2 separate regions of the Homo sapiens genome follow, and region 2 is linked to region 1. Evidence: read pairs that join two places in POLR2A ChIA-PET (ENCODE). Cell type or tissue: PC-9. All regions are shown on one strand. Links, peaks and the distances in the headings refer to the core of each region. The heading gives the core; the rest is flanking DNA.

Evidence for each region. ChIA-PET counts read pairs that join two places held together with the same protein. Peaks named below come from ENCODE experiments on the same cell type or tissue, not always from the same donor. Only the 100,000 strongest peaks of a DNase experiment are listed, where the experiment ranks them.
Region 2: POLR2A ChIA-PET joins it to region 1 with 19 read pairs; 4 of 35 experiments call an interaction of 5 or more read pairs at or near these places.

Annotation. Positions count from the first base shown.
Region 1 is chr21:35,221,073-35,223,993 of GRCh38, reverse strand. All of the region lies in intron 1 of LOC124905015 (a long non-coding RNA gene), which reads left to right. Among named protein-coding and RNA genes, the nearest start is that of RUNX1, 170 kb to the right of the region's middle. In PC-9, for the core only: no CTCF peak of the experiment used is centred there; a DNase peak (open chromatin) is centred at 1,103; H3K27ac peaks cover 2,460 bases.
Region 2 is chr21:35,272,060-35,274,980 of GRCh38, reverse strand. No RefSeq gene overlaps it. Among named protein-coding and RNA genes, the nearest start is that of RUNX1, 220 kb to the right of the region's middle. RefSeq lists an enhancer at 313-814. In PC-9, for the core only: no CTCF peak of the experiment used is centred there; a DNase peak (open chromatin) is centred at 1,470; H3K27ac peaks cover 1,946 bases.

The sequences.
Region 1 (2,921 bases), core at 149-2,648:
TTCACTTAGTAGCTGTGTGACCTGGAGCAAATTACTTAACCTCTCTGATTTGCAGTTTAGTTATGTGAAAAATGAGCATAAGTCCCTGCATAATTCATACGGAGGTAGTGAGGATAAATGTAATAATAGATGTAAAAATGTTGCAGTCCACTGGGAAACAGTAATACATGAAAGGTATGCTTAATATTTGGTTGTAAAATATAGCCTTTATTCTATGATGTCCGATTTTCTTGGCATTCACAACACTTAGAACCCACTAATAAAGCCATGCTAGCAAGAGTACAATTAAGGACAAGTTGGAAAACTGCCCAGTTCCCATGCATTTGATCTTAGTGAAGCACAGCACATTTGAAAGGACTGTGGATGCAGGAGCTGCATTTATGGGGAAGTCCCTCCATGAGGCCCTCTCCATCTACCCACCTGACCTCTTATCCTTCTACCCACTCCCGAACAATTTGCTCGGCTCAGCCCCCTCCGATCCAAAGCCTCTGTGATTCTAAGACCCAGGTGTGTTCTGGAGAAGATTAATCACAGGCAGACACAACTTTGCATTTCTTCCTTTCCCACCCACCTAACTTATTTCCACCAAAAAAAAAAAAAAAAAAAAAAAAGCCTTGAAGCAGGCTGGCAGAAGATAAAAGGGTCTCCAGTTTAGGTAGATATGCAAGAAAGGGAGAGCTGTTTGTAGAAACATCAGATCTTTCTTGGCCATGACTGGGCATCACTTTGCCCCATCTCCCATCTTTCCATAGCTAGAAGGAAGGATTCTCCTGGATACCTTCAAGGTTCATTTAAGTAGGACACAGAACTCATTGGCTCCCTTGTTCCTGGACTTCCCCTGCTAGTGGTGTGGTCTTTTCCTGACTAATCAAATCCCAGGAAACTTAGGAAACAAACTACAGAACAAGATATAATTTTGCAGGTGATTCAGCAGCTCTCAGATTTCTGTTCAGCTAGAAGGCAAATTTATCCTTCAAACCAGTATACCCATTTCTTCACATCTCCTGTGTCCCAGCAGTTGGATAAACTCTCCAGGTAATGGTGAATCAAGAAAAGGTCATCTGACAAGCTCAGTGAGTGAAAATGGCCCATCCCACTTTGCTGAAGTCACATCACGGGCTTGCTGTCACTGAAGGTCATTGCCATACCACTTCCTACAGGTCTTTGACCTCAAGGGCCGGAGGAACACTTTTCTCAGGCTCCTTTCTCCCCATTGCTGTGGTCCACAAATGTATTCACTGAAACAAGTAATTCTGCTTAGTTCCGAAATAAAGAAACTTAGGTCAGAGTTCTAACCAGAAACAGGAAATGCAGCCAGGGGAGGACAGAGTCAGAGGAAATTAGGCAGGGTGACTAGAAGAAAGAGGTTTTCAGAAATGCTTTCTGAACCTACTCCAGCACTCTGCCTCCCTGGAAGGCTGTAAAATCCATGCAGTTTATCCCAAATTTCCCACGTACAACACCAGACTCCTTCCTGGCATTAACATTGCTTTCCCTTCAGCACAACCTCTGCTCTCTGTTGCTAATTCAGTTTCAGTGTCTCCTTTCTCATGAACTCATACTCTCATGACCTGTAGCATGTGCAAAAGTAATTTAACGTATTTCACCTGATATTCTCTTTGGAATTCTCAGATGGTGGCATGAAAGTATAATGTAACTTCTGCATGTAAATGATGGATGTGTGAGTTTGTACGTGTGTGTGTGTGTGGGGTGCACACATGTTTGTGTTCACTCACCTGCCTGCGAGCCCATGTGCTCTAGCAATAGGATAGGAAGAGAGCTGTCCATGGTATGTCATTCATTCATTTGATATGTATTTATAGATCTACCACACACCATGCACCACTGTGCCTGCATGACCAGCTACAGGATGAAGAACAATTGCAATGAGGCCCTTGTCTTCAAGGAGCTTACAGTCCAGTGGGAGGGAAAAGCCATGGCAGTAAAGCTCAGGACATGCTGATAGCCTAAATACAGATAACTGTACCCATCCTTTACTTTAATATCCCTTTCAGGCTTACCCTCCACCCGAGTGCCAGACTCCCTTCCATACCCAAACATACCAGCCTCAAATATGTCTCAGCCTTGGAGTGCCATAGGGAGCCATCAGGAGAGGGAATCAATGCTAAGCCCCACCATGAAGAAAGCCAGAGCAGCTGAACACACAGCTTTGAGCTTCCTGTAGGTCACTGCAAAGAAGGAAAGAAAAAAAAAAGACCACATGACCAAAGACCACATGACCAAACTTTCTCATGAAATAATGTGGCAGATTACACCCTCAAATGGTACAAAATTTCCCCATGTAGTTTATCTATTATCTAACTGTTGATTTCAAGGGATGCCAGATAGGGAAAAGTCTTCTCTAAATTGACATGTTTTATCCTTTTCCACTTCCATTCTTACCTTCCCAGCTTTTTGCAGGGACAAATACATATTAGACTGAGGCACATTTTGAAATTTCTGTTCAAAATATATTATTATCCGCAACTCTCAAGGTGGATTCTGAAAGATTATTTAAATATTTTATGCTATTAAATGTTTCAAATACACCAAACAATATGTGTGCCTATGATTTATATGCAAGATATACAGAATATAAAATAAGCACTCCTCTACTCATTCATTCATTCATCTGATACATATGGTATGTTTGGGTATTGAAGGGAGTCTGGCACTCAGGTTGAGGGTCAACCAGAAAGGGATATCAAAGTAAAGTATGGGTGGATTTGTGTGCATTTATGCTATCAGCATGTCCTGAGCTATAGAGTCATGGCTTTCCTCTCCCACTAGACTGTAGTAAGCTCCTTGAAGACAAGCACCTCATTGCAATTGTTCTTGTCCTATAGCCAGTCATACAGGCACAGTGGTTCTTGGTCCATGGTAGATCTATGAGTATGCTCCAGAAGAACATAAAAATGCAG
Region 2 (2,921 bases), core at 304-2,803, 51 kb before region 1:
GAAGGAGGTGGGCTGAGAGGCACCCTGTCAGGACTTTGCACTTTATCCCGAGCTAGACCATAGGGTGCTAGAGAGTTCTGAGCAGAGCAGTGATATTCTGACACTGGCTTTGAAACATCACATGAAAGAGATTGCAGAGAGCACCACTCAAGGGTAGAAGCAGGAAGATGAGTTAGGAGGGTATTTCAACAATCCAATTGAGAAGGGATAGGGTGAGGGCCAGGGGGTAAATTGAAGGTGGCGAGAAGTGGTTTCAGCCAAGATAGGCTATGGTGGAAGAGCCAGCAGAATTCACTGATGATTTGGATTTGAGAGTAGAAGATAGTGGAGAGCCAAAGCAACTCCAAGGTTTTCTGCCTGAGCAACACGTCTGCTCCTTGCAGCAATGCAGTCAGGTAGTCGGAAAAGGCATTTTCTCCAATTTATGAATGAGACACTGAGGCCAAGAGAAGGGTAAGTGGCAAATGCAGGACCATACAGCTGATAAATCGCTAGAACTATTTACTGCCTGCCAACTCTTCAGATTCCAGGTCTAGGGATTCTTTCCTTTGTCAAAGTTTGAAACCACAATAACATAGGAGCAAACTCCACTTCCTTGAAGTTTGTTTTCTAGCTGTGAACTTAGGAGCTAGAGATAAACACCAAGTCTTAAATTAGTGCTAAACTCTGTGTACTAGTGCCACATGGGTGGGAGAGGCTATAGGCGTTTTCAAGATCCTATGGCCTTGGCAGAGTGAGCAAGAGCAGAGTGAACAAGGCAGGCTGGAGGAGCTGGGTAGGAAGAGGACAGAGAAAGGAAGGGAGAGGCCATTGCTTGCAGGGTAAAGGAAAGAGGCTGATATATGTACATATCGTGTGTTCAGACATCAAAGTATAAAGCTCTGTATTTGGTTGGACAAGAAGATGCAAGTGCATTGAGGAGGAGGGGGGACCAGGTGGGCGGAGGTGGGGGAATCAGGGAGTTGAAATGAATTTGATAATTTAGGGCCAGATTATAGTAGACATTAAATGCCTATCTAATAGCGAGTGAGCCCATGGACTCCTAATAGAGATAATAAAGATTAGAGAAATATTGATGTGATTTCAAGGTGATAGTTAAGCTTATTAGGAAAGCAGTAATAAAACCTCCATTAAAACAGGTCAAGAATATAGTTCTAATTTAATAACAAGTTGGATTAATCGGCTAGTCTTTAGAAGAAGTTTCATAATCACAGAAACCTTTGAACTTGATGGGGGAGTTAACAGTAATTATTGTCAATAAGAACAGAGATCCCTTTGAAATAATAAGGCATTAAAATAAGGTGTAAAAGCAGTTGAGTGGCTTCCATTTGTACAAAACAGCAAAACAGCTTCAGGCCAAATGTATGCCTGGCCTGGGAGAGGCTGGAAGCTGAGCTCTATTTGCCCACCGGCTGGCTCTAGAGTGAGCAGTTGCATTTGTTTTGTGGGTGTGGCTAAGACAGGACAACTGGGAAGGCGTTTGAATGGCAAAACTCTTTCAATAAGGCCTAACTGGTTTGGGGAGTTCGGAGGGTGTGTACTTAAGGTAAGTTGGGGGTATTTAGTTAGGCCTACAATCCCTCATAATACTAGGTGGGGTATTGTGCAAAGAGAGGGCAGGAAAAATGTTCTAGATATGTTAGTGTGGTTTTTTGTTTTTCTCAAGAGGGAAAAATGTTCTTAAATCAAACTGTGGTCTACTTGAGAAACCCATGGCCATATGGAGTATATTTTAAAAAGGAGCAATTTTTGAACCAATACTCTTTGGCCTTTAAAATATATGAATCTACTTGATATCACTTCTGTTGCTTTAGTGGAACAGTCAACGTGAATTTAGAGTTGCAAGTGTCTTCTGCAGTTTAGAAGTGCTCAGAGACAAAGAAGGTGAAGTTCAATAGGGTAAAGAGTAGGTGTCAAATGAAAAAGAGCTGGTCCAACAATTTCAACACTTGCTTTTTCCAATACACTTGTGCAATATTATTGCATGTTAAATATGAATACATCAATTATCCAAAGAGAGTCTTGAAATTTTGAAACAACGTCATCATTAACAACAAAAATACAACACTCCTTAAATGCTATAAATATTAATTTTCAGCCATTATATTTACACCAAATAATTACGTCTGGAGAGTTTCACCATAAGTCATATAGGCAAGGCATGGAAACATCAGGCAAACAGAACCAAGCAAAAGAAAAAAGAGAATGAAAAATTATCATCAGACTAAATAAACATGAGATGCCACAGAAATATGTAGATGTTAGTGTGTGAGACAAAGCGAGGGACCATCGTGGATTACACATTTCTTGTGAATCCAGGAAGGATTTTAGGTGAAAGGAAAGGAGGCACAGAAGTGCCTGGACCCATGCAGGATGAAGGAATCGGAGAGAACTGCTTTGCTTTTCACCTCAGTGCAATCCAGCACAGCCTTTCCAGATGGCTTTGAGAAATGGCAGCTGATTGAATGATGTGTTTCTTTCCTGCAAACCCATTGCATCTGGGGGTGGTCAGGCGAAAATGAACTATGTTGCAGCCTCAATGGAGGAGGAGGTGTGAATAAGAAAAGAGGGTGCAGTCCCACCCCACTCCTCTTGTGGCTGCTGTGAAATCTGGACCAAAGATTGCTCAAGATGGAAGAGGATCTGTTTTCAAACCCAGTTCTGCCACGTATTTGTGATGTGATCGTGGGCAAATTACTAAATCTTCCTCTTTAAAAATTTTTATTTATTTATTTTTTATTATACTTTAAGTTCTAGGGTACATGTGCACAACGTGCAGGTTTGTTACATATGTATACATGTGCCATGTTGGTGTGCTGCACCCATTAACTCGTCACTTACATGAGGTATCTCTCCTAATGCTATCCATCCCCCCTCCCCCCACCCCATGACAGGCCCCCGTGTGTGATATTCCCCTTCCT